2 separate regions of the Homo sapiens genome follow, and region 1 is linked to region 2. Evidence: chromatin loops called from intact Hi-C (ENCODE). Cell type or tissue: OCI-LY7. All regions are shown on one strand. Each heading gives the region's core, and the rest is flanking DNA. Links, peaks and the distances in the headings are about the cores only.

The links. A loop is a pair of places that touch in the nucleus more often than their neighbours do. Peaks named below come from ENCODE experiments on the same cell type or tissue, not always from the same donor. Only the 100,000 strongest peaks of a DNase experiment are listed, where the experiment ranks them.
Region 1: a loop joins it to region 2, with 5 times the contacts of the local background. A loop is called at or near these places in 1 of 110 quality-filtered maps.

What each region holds. Positions count from the first base shown.
Region 1 is chrX:46,956,621-46,965,214 of GRCh38, forward strand. All of the region lies in intron 1 of JADE3 (jade family PHD finger 3), which reads left to right. Among named protein-coding and RNA genes, the nearest start is that of JADE3, 48 kb to the left of the region's middle. RefSeq lists an enhancer at 7,019-7,198. In OCI-LY7, for the core only: no CTCF peak of the experiment used is centred there; DNase peaks (open chromatin) are centred at 4,651, 5,151 and 5,471; H3K4me3 peaks cover 1,665 bases; H3K27ac peaks cover 2,080 bases.
Region 2 is chrX:46,707,244-46,715,837 of GRCh38, forward strand. The region is part of intron 1 of SLC9A7 (solute carrier family 9 member A7); the gene reads right to left. Among named protein-coding and RNA genes, the nearest start is that of SLC9A7, 48 kb to the right of the region's middle. RefSeq lists enhancers at 2,708-3,907, 6,902-7,001. In OCI-LY7, for the core only: CTCF peaks have their summits at 3,895 and 4,106; DNase peaks (open chromatin) are centred at 3,878 and 4,168; H3K4me3 peaks cover 1,757 bases; H3K27ac peaks cover 2,500 bases.

The DNA of each region.
Region 1 (8,594 bases), core at 4,106-6,605, 250 kb after region 2:
GGCTCAAGCGATCCTCCCACCTCAGACTCCCAAGTAGCTGGTACTGCAGGTGTGCATCACTATGCCCAGCTACTTTCTTCCTTCCCTTCCTTTCCTTTCTTTCTTTCCTTCCTTCCTTTTTTCTTTTTTTTCTTTCTTTTCTTTCCTTTTCCTTTTCCCCTTTGTTTTCTCCCCTTCCCCTTCCCCTCCCCTCCCCTTTCCTTTCTTTTTTCTTTTCTTTTCTTTCTCAGGGTCTCTGTTGCCCAGGCTGGAGTGCAGTGGCATGATCTCGGCTCACTGAAACCTCTGCCTCCCGGGCTCCAGTGAGCCTCCCACCTCAGCCTCCTGAGTAGCTGGGACCACAGATGTGCACCACCACTTCCAGCTAATTTTTTTTTAATTTTTGGTAGAAATGAGGTTTCTCCATGTTGCCAAGGCTGATCTCAAACTCCTGAGCTCAAGCAGTCCACCTGCCTCAGCCTCCCAAAGTGCCGGGATTATAGGCATGAGCCACCATTTTTAAATAAAGGGACTAAAACATTACAGAAATGCTTATTTCTCCTTTGGTCACCTCTTCTAATGTCATCCTCCTCCCTCCTCAGTTTCAGATAGATTAGATAGATAGATAGATAGATAGATAGATAGATAGATAGATAGATATAAACGATATATAGATTTGTTTTGGATCTATGTTTTAATTTACATAAATGGTGGTATTATGAATGTGTCTGTTTTTTCTACACAGCAAAATATCTTAGATCTTTTCATATGTTTTCTATTAATCTTTGCATAGTATGTATTATTATATGTCACATGATGTTTTTGGCTGTCTGCCATTTGGGCATGTGGTAGGATTGTAGTTCCTGTCCCTTTTGAGGTTAGGCGTGGCCCTGTGACTTGCTTTGGTCATTGAAATGTCAGTAAAAGTAATGAATGCACTTCCAAATGGAAATTTTAAGAGCTAATATGAGATTTGCCACATTCCATTCCCCTGGCCGGTAGAGATGGAGCTTCTGACAGCTTAGGTCAAGAATAACTACAATAAGCTCTCCTACCAACTCACTTTAAATATGTAGCATACGGAATAAACAGACTTTGGTTGTGTTAAGCCACTCAGATTTTAGGTTCCTTTTGTTACCTTGGCAAACTTAGTCTATCCTGATTGATTATAGACCCACTTCATTGTTTTTAACTGCTGCAAAGTATTCCAGAGTATGAATGAACCTTATTCTGTCTAGCCGTTCTATTGATGGAAACCTAACTACTTTCTGAATTTTGCTTTTATAAACAGTTCTATGTTGATCATTGTGCAAATTTGTGAGAGTTTCTCCAGATATATGTTTAGAAATAGGATTGCTGGGTCATAGGGTTTGGATATTTTCAGTTTTATAGGATTCTGTCTTTGCTTTCCCAGGCGGCTACACCATCTCTCACCCTTTCAATGGTCATTTATGTGATATGATCCCCAAACTTTTTCTAGTCTTGGTTCCCCTCTCTGGATGCACTTTCATTGGTCACCATTAATGGTACTCAGATTGGAACATGGTTGTCCAGTTGTTGTCCAACTGAGGTAGACATTATGTTTCTGAATTCAGCCCGAGTTTAGTAGCTGCATCACTAAACTGTGGTGTTTACTGACATCAAAAGCTGAAACTGCTATCATCCTGTATTTGGGAAACAATTTAATTGCAGTGACTTTACATATGTTCTAGTTAAATTTCATCCTGTTTTTGCTTATAATATTTGCTTTTGAATTCTCCTCTTTTCTTTGATGAATGTTATCCCTCTTAGGGTCAATAACCCTAAATTCATCTATGTTACTCATCAAAGTTTTGATCAAGATAGGGCCAAGGGCATAGCTCTGTGTCCCACCAGAAGACTCCTACCTTCAGGATTACCTGCCTGCAGCCTGCATTTTTTTTAATCTATCAGCAGGAAAATCCTGTCAGCTGCCTCCACGTATTACTGTACCTATAAACAATTTTCTCAATAAATGAGTGACTGGAACAGAAAAGAGCCTAAAGTAAGTTGGGTGTGTCATGTTCTTAGAGAGCCTATGCTGGCTGCTAGTGACTGTTTTCTTTTTCAAGTGCTTATCCAGCCAATGCTTTATTAATGTGGTTTAGAATCTAGTTTGAAGTGATATTCAAGCTTTTTATTTGCAATAATTATATCTACCCCCATTGAAAATAAGGGAGATTTTTGTCTCTCTGTAGCCTATTGGGAGATCTGGTTTGAGTTTCCACAAATAAAGTAGTTTTTAGGATAATGACCAGCCAGGATGCTTGTGCTCTACTTCCCAGCCAGGGCATCTTTTCTCCCTGAACAATAACCAACCCTTTTTATAATTTAAGGAACTGTAAGGACTCCCTAGGCCAGTAGCTTGGGACATCACAAGTTAGGCTTCCTGGTAGTCTTTCTCTTGTTCTTTAGGACCAACCACGTGCCTAATTCCAGTTACTATTTTTCTATAAGGATTCTTAGTTATACATCTCAGAGTCCTGACTTAAATTAGCCTAAGTAACAGAAAGAGGGTTTACTGGTAAATGAAGTCCACAGGCTGCTGACTTTAGGAATGGCAACATCCAGGCTGTTATTGCAGCCCCAAATCTCCTTTTCTCACCTGTGTGTTCCTGTGATTTAGTTTCACTCTCAGGCAGACTGTATCTGTAGCAATGCAGTGCCTCTTTCCCAATACCTCTGTCAAAACACTTGGCTGACTTGTCGACCTAGCTTAGGCCATGTGCCTTAGACACAGGAGGTGTGTAGTGTTGGGGAAGGGGAGTGAGCCCTGATTCATTCTTCATTCATATGTTTGATGAGTGCCCAGTATGTACCAGGCACCGTGTTAGGCTCTGTGGTTATCACAGTGAACAACACAGGCATAGTCTCTGCCCTCTTGAAGTGTCAATGTGTAAGGAAATGGACTTTAATGTGCCCACAGTGATAAAGGAGAAGTTACTTGGTGCTGGGAAGCAAATGACATGGGTCCCTACCTACTCTGGGGTAGGGGACAGAAGGCTATCCTGAGGAAATGTTGTTTGGATTGAAATCTGACATGACTAGGAGATAGCCATGTGAAGTAGGATAGGGTGATGATGAGCAGTCCAGAGTAGGGGGTAGGATAGTATTGGAGGTAGAAAGGAACATACTCCAGGCACTGAAAAGAATACCGGATGTTGGGACCACAGAGACTGAAGGGGCAGAGTATCACAGGTAGGACTGGAAAATTAGGTTGGCACCACCTCTGACAGAGCTGCATGCTTTGCAGGAGATTTAGAAGCCATACAAAGTTTAAAGCAGGGAATCAAAGTGATTAATAGCCCTGGTCCATATGGGTAACTCACTTTCTGAGATACAGCTTAGTCTCATTAATTTACCAAGCTCACTTACCTGGTTAGCATTTAAATCTATGGACACCACAATATCTATCATGTTCAAACTGGGCTCAGGCATTGCCTCTCCCAAGAAGCAGTCCTCATTGCCCCTTCTTTCAAGCCACTGGAAAAGGATGGGTGTTCCTCTATTCCTGTTCCCTTAGTCCCCTGCTCAGAGTACTGTCACAGTTTTGTTTACCCCATCCAGGTCTGGGCAGAATGTGTAGGTGCCCAGCCAAGCTAATGATTGGCATCTGTGCAACAAAAAAAAAAAAAATGTTATCATAGCAGACCTGACTTTGAAAAGGCCTGCTTACAAGGTTGACTCTGGGCTGGCGAATAAGAACTTTATTTTGGGGATGGTTCTTGACCTTCCCAGAACGGATAAGGGTGGCTCATTGTGCCGGAATTGTTTATACAAGTAATATGGTTTATGCTGAATACCTGCTTTATTTCTTGAAGTCTAAAATTTTGGTCTGTACCAGTCAGAGGGTGCCTATGTGACCAGTCACCAATAAAAACCCTGGGGCAGAGTCTCTAGTGGGCTTCCCTAGTAGACAACATTTCACATGTATCATCACAACTTGTTGCTAGGGAAATTGTGTTCTGTGTATGCACTAGGAGAGGACTCTTAGAAGCTTGTGCCTTGTCTCCCCTGCACTGCATCCCATGAGCCTTTTCCCTTTGCTAATTTTGCTTTGTATCCTTACAGTGTAATAAATCATAGCCATGAGTATGATTATATGCCGAATCCTGTGAGTCTTCCTTGTGAATCACTGAACCTAGGGGTGATCTTGGGAACCCCTTACACAGCACCCTTGCAAAAACCATTATTTGTTCAATGCATATTTAAAGGAGAGAGTGAGCCTGGTAAGGAACCAGGTCAGAGAGAGAGGTTCTCTGATGGTGGCAGTGACTCTCCTGTTGAGCAGTCAGATTTCACCCTAAACTCGCACTCTCCACTCTACTAAACCGCAGTTCTGCAGGGGCCTAAAAGGGAGTCTGTGAGCACTGGGAAGCAACAGAAGGGTTTTACATCAAGTATCATAATCAGGTTTGCATTTTGGAAAGAATAAATGCCCCAGAAGCAGGAAAATTTGTGAGGGGAGTTTGCTTTATCAAATTAAAACTTACTACAAAGCCATTATAATAAAAATAATATGATAATGGACTAGAAATTGGTGTTATCCACATTTTCCAAATTCCAGCCTAAGTTCCTTCATCAGATCTTTATTGAGTTCTTTGATGGGCCCTGTGAGAGTGAACATGTGAGACTTAGTTCCTCCTTGGCTGTACTTCTGAGACAGATCATGCAAAAACAAGCATCATTTATACTGTCTACAACGGAACGCTCTGAACTTGTTTTTAGGTGGTTGTGATGCTATCAGTTGTCAAAGTAGTTATGTGGGGTTCTGAATTCAGAACTTGATAAAAACAGTAAATGAACAAAGGACTTTTTACCAGTCTCCTGTGAATTGCTGATATTTCAAATCGTTGCATATTAATAGCTTAGGGGTAGTTTTAATTTTTATAGTTTTTCAGCTGGTAAAAATGAAATATTTCTGTTTCCACAGTCTGCCACCATTGTTTTGTCTTCCTTTGTGTGTCAGGAGTGGTGTTTCCTAAGGGAAAACTTAATTAGACTGTGCAATAATTTTCTTTGGGAAATAGAGAAAGCTGGTTATGTAAAATACACTGGACGAAAGATCTTATAAAAAACCTTTGAAGGAGGGAAACATCCTGTACTGAGGGAACTGAGGTGGGATGATGGAGTTTTGGTGTCCCTGTTTTGCATTTCTAACAGTAAGCTTGAAAGCACAGGATCTTCTGACCATTGAAGCTGAAATTATGTATGCAGTGTTTCTCATGAAATAACATTTACCATAAAAAAGACTGCGTTTATACTTGGGTAATTCTAAAAATTTCTAGGCAGAAAATTCTAAAACCGTTAATGCAAAAAATTCACAAGCTCAAGACCCACACGAGCACACAAAAGCATTACATTGATTACATGTTTGTATATTGGCCAATCCCTGAAATGGTGTCTCAGAAGGATTAAAATTGAGCCTCTGTTCTGAGCATGTGGCTTCGGCTGTGGCCTGGGAGAGTGCCAGTTATTCGAAGCACCTGCGCCTCCTCACAGGGTCTTGTTGTGGCTGCCCAGGAAGATGGAGGAAAACTGCCTCACCACTCTAGTCACATATGCAGGGGTAGGAATCCTGCCTCTTAGGCTTCTCCTGCTCTGACTGACAAGAGACCCAGAGATGATAGTCTAGCCATCTGGTTGCAACTCTGGGGCAGAAAAAGCAGAAACTAGAATAAAATCAAATATATCCTCCCCCCACTGACACCAAGCACACACTGATAGTAATAATCAGAATACTTTTTTGTCAACAACCTCCTCTTGTGTTAAACAACATTCTGGAATCCTGGTTCGCCGTGTACAAATGGCACATGAAAAGAGGGTGCTCAGATCTGATCTAGAAATTTGAGATGTAGGTAGAGAGACCTAATACTCCACTGGGGACCCACAGGCTAATTACCTTAAGTCTGGTAAGTGGAATACAACTCCTAAAGGAAACTAGGTGTTTTGAATTGAGAAAAAAAAATGTATTTATAAGCGAGGCTTTATGTATTTCTTAATATATGTCCTTAAAAGTTCATAGGAATTAAACTTCTCTAGAATATGTGAGGGCTTTGGAGACTAAGAGAAGCAAAGGAAGGAAGCTTTTATTTTTTGCTTATTTTTGTTCATGAGCCAAATCCTGCAGTATTAGATTGAACCCTATGAAATTGCTGATATGCAAACATTTTGACTTGCAACAATGGCAGTTTCATATGGTTCAACCTAATATAAACTAATTTTTTTTTTTTTTTTTGGAGAAAGAGTCTTGCCCTGTCTCCCAGGCTGAAGTGCACTGGCTCAGTCTCCGCTCACTGCAACCTCTGCCTCCCAGGTTCAAACGATTCTCCTGCCTAAGCCTCCCAAGTAGCTGGGATTATGCGTGCCTGCCGCCACGCCCAGCTAATTTTTGTATTGTTAGTAGAGACGGGGTTTCACCATGTTGGCCAGGCTGGTCTCGAACTCCTGACCTTGTGGTCCACCCGCCTCGGCCTCCCAAAGTGCTGGGATTATAGGGGTGCTCTGATGTGTTACTCTGACATTCCAGTTAAATAGTTAACCACTGGTTGCAGGTGCCACGCTTATCTCTGGACAGGGGAGGTACCTTATGGCTGCCTTGGCATCAGACAGGATTAGAAACTTCCAGATAGAGTGACATTTGCTACTCGTATGGCTGCTGTTATGTACTTCTTTTGGGTCAAGTGCTTGACCCATCTGTGATCTTGGCATTAGCTACAGTGCCTTCCTCTGTGGATCCCAGCAGTAATGCCTACTTTGGAAAATTAGTACCCAAAGTGATTTAGTGTAGTACGACTGAGGTTTGTGATGAAATTTCCACTCTACAGTTAATCATTAAAAGCTGTGTTTCAAATTCTGTCAGTTAACTATTGCTGTATAACGACCACTTCAAAAGTTAGTGGCTTAAAATAGTAATTACTTAGTTCATTCTATGGGTCAGTCATTTGGGCTGGGTTCAGCTGAGCAGTTCTGCTGTTCTCAGCTGGTCTCCCCTTATGCCTATGGTCAACTACAGGTCAGCAGGGAGCTCTGCTTTTGAAGTCCAACGGCTGTCAACTGGGGCAGTGGTAGGAGGTAGGAGCACAGAGCTATGCATCTCTCATCCTGCAGCAGGCTAGCCCAGACTTGTTCTCATGGTAGTTGGTCAGGTTTCTAAGAGTGAATAGAAGCAGCAAGGCCTCTTGAGGCCTAGGCTCTGAACTGGCACACCATCACCTCATACTGTACTCGATTGCCCTAAGCAAGCCACAAAGCCAGTCCAGATTCAAGGAGCATCCATAAGGAAAGGGCATGGATAAAGAATTGGGGCCATTTTTGCTATCTATCACACAGATACAAATTACTCTTTTTTAAGGCACCAGTCTACTCCTATAACACTTAAAAACACATGTGTTCTATGTGTTTGGAATTAAAGACTGACCAGAAGCAAATAGGAAAGTATTAAAATTGTTCACATGTCATGACCCTGATGATGGTCCTCTTGTGAAGCTAAATTGTTTTGAAGCTTGGATGCTCTGAGACCTGGATGTGTATCACATTTTAAATCAGTCATTAATCCTGGATCCTTGCAATAAAATGATGTGAAACCCATAAATGAAGGTTTAAAACACAGCTGCAAATTTTTTTATTCTCTTCTCCTCGGGAGGTAGGATCTGTGCCTCCTTCCACTTAAATCTGGGTGAGCTTGTGACTACTTCAATACAATAGAGTATGAGACTTCTGAGGCTAAATCATAAAAGGCAATCTGCCTTGTTCATTGGAACACTCATACTAGGACTCCTGAGCTGCCATGTAAGAAGTTTGACTATTGAGAAGCCACCTATGCCAGAGAGGCCTTAGATAGGCACTCTGGAGGTAGTCTCTGCTAAGCCCAGCCATCCCAGTCAAAGATGCCAGATGAGTGAAGACGTCTCCAGATGATCCAGCTGTTTGAATCTTCCCAACTGAGGTCCCATACATTGTGGAGTAGAAAAAAGTCATCACTGCTGTGCCTATCTGAATTCCTGACCCACAAAATTCATGAAGTGATAAAGTGGTGGTGGTTTTATGCCACTAAATTTTGCAGTTGTTTGTTGCACAACAGTCAGTAACTGGAACAGCATAAGTGAATGGTCATGGGTGTGTTCCAATAAAAGTTTATGGACACTGAAATATGAATTTCACATAATTTTTATATGTCACAAAATATTTTTTAAATTGTTTTCAACCATTTAAAAATGTAAAAACCATTCTTAGCCTCCAGGCCATACTAAAAATAAGCAGTATGCTAGATTTGGCCCATGGGCTGTAGTTTGCTGACCCCGATCTAAAAGGTTGTGTAATAGTCATAAAATTTAAACTTGAGGGCTTCTCGTCAAGATGGCTCTGATTTCATACTTTAAATTCATATCTCCTTTCTTTAAAAGTGATAATAAAGTAAAAAATTAGACATATCTGTGGTCAAGAAAGTATAAATCTCTGGACCAGAAACAGATCAGACAATAAGTGAGGATTATTAGTTACAGGCCTATAGTTATGGACATTCTGGACTCTTAGGTCCAGAAAAAGGTAGAGATGGCTGGGAATTGTATTTCTGTAGATAATGGGATTAAAACATT
Region 2 (8,594 bases), core at 2,425-4,924:
TGTGTTTATAAGGTAATGAGATTTCCCTGATATCATCTTGGTGAATTCCGTTCTCACAAAGGACATGAAATCCATTTTAGAACTAATTAAGGATCTGACTAGTAAGTGGCACAGCCAGGAGGCATGTGACATCCACAGTGACAGTAGGAGATCACTTGAGGCAAGGTGGCCAGGCAGCCCCTACCAAAAAGCCCGCGTCACTAGCCAGCATCCTCTCAATTCTGTATTTATGCCAAGGTCTACTTGGCTGCCCTCTCAGGAAAGGGAGCCCAAGGTTCACATATTCATGGCAGCTGCCTGACTACATGGGCAAAATGTGGCCACAAAACAGAATTTTTCTGTGTGAGACTAAATAACCTAGTTAAAGCTCAAACTCAAATGCAATAAACTGGCCTTCTCCTTAATATCAGAGTGACAGCATCTAAGCAAAAGAATCAAAAGAGATATTAACCATAAAAAGAGGAGAGATTGAGCCAGGTGTGGTGACATGTGCCTTTATTTATTTGTTTGTTTGAGACAAGAGTCTCTTTCTGTCGTCCAGGCTGGAGTGCAGTGGCACGATCTCAGCTCACCGCGACCTCCACCTCTCGAGTTCAAGTAATTCTCCTGTCTCAGCCTCCCAAGTAGCTGGGACTACAGGTGCACGCCACCATGCCCAGCTAATCCTTGTATTTTTAGTAGAGAAGGGGTTTCACCATGTTGGCCAGGCTGGTCTCAAACTCCTGACCTCAAGCGATCCACCCGCCCTCAGCCTCCCAAAGTGCTGGGATTACAGGCGTGAGCCACTGCGCCCGGCCGACATGTACCTTTAGTGCCAGCTACTTGGGAGGCTGAGGTGAGAGGACTGCTTGAGCACAAGAGCTCGAGACCAGCCTGGGTAACATAACAAGACCCTGTCTCAAAAATTTTTTTAAAAAAGAAAAATTAAGCCACGAAAAATGATATACTCTGTGGTGGAAATAACAAATAGGGACATGAATCACCTTTATTAAAGGTACTCAAGGCCAGGCATGGTGACTCACACCTGTAATCCCAGCACTCTGGAAGGCCGAGGTGGGCAGATCACCTGAGGTCGGGAGTTGGAGACCAGCCTGGCCAACATGGCGAAACCCTAGCTGTACTAAAAATACAAAAACATTGGCCAGGCATGGTGGCGGGTGCCTGTAATCCCAGCTACTCAGGAGGCTGATGCAGGAGAATTGCTTGAACCCAGGAGGCAGAGGTTGTAGTGAGACGAGATCGCACCACTGCACTCCAGCCTGGGCGACAGAGTGAGACTCCGTCTCAAAAAAAAAAAAAGAGGTACTCAAACTAGGCTAGTAAAATACAAGTGGGGAGTGTTGTTTGGAGAATATGTCAGGCACTGACAGCAGAGCCCAAGCAAGGCGTTGTGTTCTAGCACCACTGATTATGTTCTTTCTTCCTTCCACATGCCTCTAAGTCACTCAGCCCCAAACTACAGGTTTTGTTTGCAGAGAAACGAAAAATGTCTTCCTGGTCTCAAAGCACTGATACCTAGTATCAGTGGGGGACAGAACAAAGAGAAATCTAGGATTGGTGATGGTAATCAATTCAATGACAACATAAACAATTGGTATCTCACCAGGTTATACATTCAACAAATATTTGTTGAGCAGCTTACCATATGCTAGGCTCTGGGAACATAAGAGTCAACAACAGGGACAAAAATCCTGCCCTCCCTTCATAGGGCTTACATTCTAGCAGGGGGAAAGATGTTTAAAAATAAGATAAATGCGTTAAATAGTATGTTGTAAGTGGTAAGGAGGAAAGGAGCTCAGGCAGTGTCGTGGGATGTGCTGAGGTAGGACAGTGGTACACTATCAGAGAACAAGGAAAGAAGTTCCACTGAAAAAGGCACTAAACTCGTGGTGACACATGCCTGTCATCCCAGCTACTTAGGAGGCTAAGGCAGGAGGATCACTTGAGCCCAGGAGTTCGAGACCGGCGTGGGCAACAAAGTGGAACTCTGTCTCTGTAAAAAAAAATACAAAAATTAGCCTGCTGCGGTGGTGCGCACCTGTGGTCCCAGCTACTCAGGAGGCTGAAGTGGGAGGATTGCTTGAACCCAGGAGGTCAAGGCTGCAGTGAGCTGAGATCACACCACTGCACTCCAGCATGGGTGACAGAGTGAGACTCTGTTCTCAAAAATAAAAATAAGTTCAGAAAAAAAAATTTAAAGGTACTAAGCTATCATAATACATAATACAACAGGCAGCTGCTCATCTTCTTTTCATTACATTTTCTGCCAGCAGTTACTTTTTTTGATGTTTTTAAAAACAAATGCCTACACCCATTACCTAAACTAACAAAAAAAGTTCAAAAAATGTTACCTAAAATAACAACAACAACAAAAAAAAACCCTACTGTATGTATAAGACTGTGTAAAGCACTAAAGGGGATATGCCAGAAACAGCATACAACAATTGCTATCCTCTGAGAGTTCATAGCTAACTGAAGGTGAATTCTACAAAAGCAAAAAAGCATCGTAAGGAAATTCCAGCAGCCATTCTTTTAGTTTATACTATAGCAGTGGGGTTCTCAAGGTTCTCCGGGGAACCATTAGGCAATGTGAGAAGGGAGGGCACCTCAACATCTAGGTGGGTGTTGATGGCACTCTAGAGCAACAGTGCCAACTGCGTTATTACATACGCTGATTTTAAATACAGCATGGCACATTCAGGCAGAAATGGCTCAACTGATGAGTGTATTTGTCTCCAGAGAAGACAATGGAATACATTTATCTCCAGGGAGAAAGGGAGGCCGGTTTTTCAGTTTGCCTTCTAACTTTTGAATTTTGTACTATCATATGTATTATCTTGTCCAACAACTACTTATAAAAGGAGTGACTTTTAGGACTGTATTGTAAGAATACATTCAGGACTGAATATAAAGACCTGGAAGCTAGCTGTGCACAAATGATCTCTAAAGCCACACATCAGAGAGCCAAAGTTATGTGAGCAAGGACTGCCCCTTAGGCACTTCCACATTTAGGTAAACAGAGTGAAAGCAGGGACAAGTGGGAAGACAGAAGGACTGCCATGTGACAAGAAGAACCGCATTCAGAAATACAACTAAATGCATCATGGAATGTACCTGGAATAGGGAAGTGGACAGTGAGGGCCCCCATAGATTTAGAGGTAAGAGAATGAAGGTTCCCTCAGTGTTAGCCAGCAAAATTGTCATATGTTGGATGTAACTGGCAAATTGAGGGAGTAAACCAGATGAGCTGTTTGTATGCCCTTAAGAGCCTGGGAATCCCCAAACTGCAATGTGACTCACCTGGAATGCACCTGAGATTCGTTTAGGGAAAACCCAGTCCATTCTGTGGAATCTAGTTTGAAAAAAATACTGTGGGAAAAAAAAGAGAGAGAGAGAGAGAAGAAAGGCTGACTCCAAAAGTCAGATGATGAGATCATGCATGTAACCACTGATAAAGGAAAGGATACAGTGGCTGTTAGTGGGGAGAGGTGGAGTCAAGGCTATTCCAGCAAGGAGATGGACCCATCAGGCTTTTCCAGTCTATTTATGAGCATACCATAACCAATTGCCTCTGTTCTTCCTCTGTCCTTTCTAAGCAACTTTCTGATGACAACCTGGGGTCCCCTGCTACTTGCCTACTCAGAAAAAAAATGCTCTGCTCAGCCTGAACATACATTCTGCTCTGCAACAGCCAAATCTCTTATCATAAATTAATCGATTGGCACTCTGGTTTAGCCTCAGGCTCTCTGAGCCTGATTAACGTGAGCCTGACCCCAAGAGACAGTCACCCAGGCTGCTGACGATTTCAGCTTTTGAGCCAGCAATGGCATTGTCTAGAGTCTGGGCAAATGGAGAAGGCCCCCTGTTGGGGCCTCTTGCAGCCTGCCAGCAACACCTGTGCCACAGGCCTTACCATCAAACTGCAATAGCATCTGTTTTCCCAGGTCTATTTCATAGCTCACTCCTGTTATGACAGCCATGGCTCTGTCCTCCACATTTGTTTTAAGGGTGAGCCACTATTTTCTCTTAATCCAATCACTTCATATGGGGTAAAAGTCACTGTTAAAAGCCAACAGAAAACCGCGTGGCATAAAGCAATCACAAAGATCACAAACATACAGATTCTTCATCATTGAATTGACTGTCCTACTCTGACATAGTTGACTGAGCACGACACACAGAAAAGAGAGAATCCCTTGTGGCTTAGTGTAAAGAGAGGAAGTAGGCTGTATTTCCTCCTTCCCTGGTCCCATTCCTTCCCTTCTACCTCGGAGGCAACTGTCATTCATTTTAGTCTGTATCCAGTCCAGGTTTACTAAATATACATGTCCGCAGATACATAATAAATATTCTTTTGCTCATTTTAACTTACATAAATAGTATCATATAGAATTAGGAAGCAGGTGTAGCTGCTGGAACAAAGACCAAAATAATGGTGGCTTAGACAAGTTTCTCTTTCCTTCACAGAAGAGTCAGTGCATAAGTATTCCTGGGATGAAGTGGTGGCTCCCTACTCCTCCCTCACTACCCCTCCCTAATCTTCCTGCTCTACCACCAAGAGGGTGTTGCCCTCACCATCAGGCCCACGTGTCAGGCAAAGGGAAACGAGAAAACAACCAGGGAAGGCACTCCCTTTAACGGCACAGCCTCTAAATTACACACACACACACACACACACACACACACACACACACACTTCCACTGATATCCTATTGGCCAAGTACTTGGTCATATGATCATATTTGGCTGCAAGAGAGGCAAGAAAATAAAGTCTTCTTTCTGGGAGGTCATTGAACCTTCTAAAAGTCTATTATGAGGAAAAAAATGGAAAGCAGATACTGGGGGACAAGCAGCATTTTCTGTTGTATTAACTGAATGAATTTTGCTGCATCTCCCTTTTTTAACTCCATATTATGTTTTTTGCAGGTTACTGTGTTAGTCTATTTGCATTTCTATAAACAAATACCTGAGACTGGGTAATTTATAAAGAAAAGAGGTTTATTTGGCTCATGGTTCTGCAGGCTGTACAGGAAGCACAGTGTCCACATCTGTCTCTGAGGCGGGCCTCAGGCTGCTTATAACCATGGTGGAAGGCGAAGGGGAGCCAGCATGTCACATGAAGAGAGGGAGCAAGTGAGAGAGTGGGGAGATGCCAGGTTCTTTAAACAACCAGATCCCACCTGAACTAACAGATCAAGAACTCACTCATTAGTGGCAGGGATGGCACCAAGCCATTTATGAGGGATCCACCCCCATTAATCAAAACACCTCCAACCAGGCCCACCTCCAACATGAGAGGTCACATTTCAACATGAGATTTGGAGGGGACAAATAATATCCAAACCATATCAGTTACTCACGTTGAAACATAAATTCATTCATGTTCACTGCTGTTCAGTTATACATTGTGCACTGAGTCTTGTATAAGGGCTCAGTGACAGATTTGCTTTAGAATTTAAGATAAAAATTCTAAATGCAGTGTATTAATATGCCACAGTTTATTAAACCATGTCCCTACTGCTAGACACCTGGGTCTTTTAAATTCACTACATTTACAAAATGTTTGAGTCACATCTGGGGAAATGTTAAATTAGTCAAATGCCAAATTAGGTATACTCAGGCTATTTTGTAAAGCCTTTAAGATGCTCTACACAGCAAGCCACTTAAAATAGAAAACGACAGTACTGAACTATAGCATACAAGGAGGAAGTAAATTTATGGTCCTCCTAGACTTTTTGTTATTGTAATCAAGCATTACATGGTGCTCTGAGTTTCTTGATAACTGAAACAAAAAGGAAGCATTGTGTGCTATTTAATTCTCATAATCTGATAAGAGGGAATAACCAGTTAAGAGAAATAAATGTTTGCTTAATCCTAAATTCTCAAAGCTGTCAGATGGCCCCTTATCCATGGGTCAATTAGCAAAAAAGGATAACATCTTTAACAACCAGTTATATAGAAAATGCACAAGGCAGGCTGGGCATGGTGGCTCATGCCTGTAATCCCAGCACTTTGGGAGCCTGAGGCGGGTGGATCATCTGAGCTCAGGAGTTCAAGACCAGCCTGGCCAACATGGTGAAACCCTGTCTCTACTAAAAATACAAAAAACTAGCTGGGCATGGTGGCGGGCGCCTGTAATCCCAGCTACTTGGGAGGCTGAGCCAGAAGAATCGCTTGAACCCGGGAGGTGGAGGTTGCAGTGGGCTGAGATCACACCATTGCACTCCAGCCTGGGCAACAAGAGTACAACTCCATCTCAAAAAAAATTAAAAAAAAAAGACAAAAGAAAAGAAAAGAAAATGCACAAGGCTTCTCCAGGAGAAATATTCTTGGGTGACCTTTAGCAAGCAGAGGACTTAACATTGAAAGTTTTTTCTGCGGAGGGTCAAGTTAGTGCCCTAGGTTCATGTCAACATGCAGGTCCTACCCAGAAGAGAATATCCATGAGGACTGGACCACTCCAGGAAAGCTGATCTCCTCCAGAACCCGGTGACTTCCCTGTGGTTCGGTACTTTCAGAGACCACACTATTAGTGACTCTAGTATTATTAGGGGATTTTCCTCTCCCTTCTTAATTAACTCAAGGTTTCAAAACGTTTTGGAGAAGTGAAAAGATACTAGTTATTTCTGTGGGTTTTTTTTTTTCGTGACTGTAAAACACCCAAATATAGTATCTTCCTTTTCATTTTTACTCACAGTTGGTAGTTATTTTTCCTAAACCACAGTTACAATACTCTACCTCAATATACTATACTCAATGTTTTCTGCTTCTTCCTACTACTCTAAGTAATGTGCCCCAAACAGAAAAAGTACATTTTAGTATGCTAATAGTTTCAAATCAGTCAGTGTAGTCTAAGAACTACTTACTGGGCACCCACTTTGTATTAGGGGTTTTACTTACAATATTATCTCTTAATTTTCACCACAACTTTATGAGGTAGGGATTATTAACACCACTTTACAGTTAAAAAAAAAAACTGGATCTTCAAGAGTAAGTAACTGCCCTAAGACCACATAGCTGGTAAACTGTAGAAGTAGGATTCCAACTTGCATACTTCCAATTCCAAAGCCAGAGTTCTTTCTGCTATTTCCTGATGTCTCCCAGATGACAAGTAAATTATGGATATTTGGCTCAGCTTTGTAAATAATATACATGCCTACTACGTTGAAGCCCCAAACCTCCCCTCAACACAGGATGCTCTATATAATCTGGCCATAATGAAGCCCCTCCCCAAATTTTATTTCCTACTGGACTCTACAAGGACCTCATCTCCACCCCAATCTAATTTGGCAGGTTTCACTATTGCCTCCATACTTATGGACAACACATATATTTTTTGAGATCCCCGACAAATATTTTTTGAGATCCCCGACAAATATTTTTTGAGATCCTACTATGTCCCAGGCACTGTTCTAGTGTTTGGAGATATATGTCAGTGAACGAAACAAATACAAATTCCTGCTTTTCTGGACTTCGTTATATTTCTAATAAGGGAAGAAACATAAGAAACAAAATAAGTAGATTACATGGTATGTTAGAATACGGTAGGTGCTATGGCTAAAAATAAGGCAGGGAAAGGGTTAAGGAGTGTAGTGTGGAGTAGAGGATTGTGAGTTTAGAAAGAACCAATAGAAATCCTGGAAAAGAAAAACATGACCTTAGCATTTTTATTTCATTTTCAAGTTCAACAGCAGACTAGACACAGTAAAGAGAGAACTGGCAAACTAGAAGATAAATTTGTTGAAAGAGATTCATTCATCAAGCAAATTAATACTTATTGAGCATGTACTATATATCAGACATTGCGCTAGATTAAATTATTCCATCTTGACAAAATTCCTTTCCACTTGGATTATGTTCCCAGGTTTAATTTCAACTCTTTAAGACCCTACCCAAGCTCCTTACTCACATTGATATCTCATTTCTCTCAATAAGTATCCTAAAAATAATTTTTAAAGAATTTTTAAAGTATTTATTTATATCACAGATTAGTCCAGTTCTTAAATTATTCCCTCCCTAACTAGACTGTAAATTCCTTGAGGATCAGACCTATAGGTAAGATTTCTTTTCTATTTCACATGTGGAATAGCACAGTAACAGGCATACAGTAGGCATTCAATAAACACTTGACTGATTTGGTATATTTTTGGGTCCCTATAACTGAACAGCTTTTTCTTTGTAATGGCTCAGTTACAGTTAGTTCCTGGAAATGGTCACAAAATTGTTAATAACTACATTATGATTCACTGATCCCAAAAATATGAGTCCAGTGGTATAAGGTTAAATTCTGAATCTAATCAAATTTTTGCGAATGTGCCCTCATTCTCGGTTAGTTGAAAATGACAAATGTCGCACAGAGTGTATTTTTCAGTCTTGAGAAGCCTTATACATGCCCTCTGACTTAGAATTGACTTACAATTTTTCCCCTTTAAGATGGTGCAAAAGCGATACACATTCAGTAGAAACTGAACTTTGAGTATCCATACAACCATTCTGTTTTCACTTTCAGTATGGTATTCAATAAATTATGAGCTATTCAACACTTTATTATGAAACAGGCATTGTGTTAGATGATATTGCCCAATTGCAGGCTA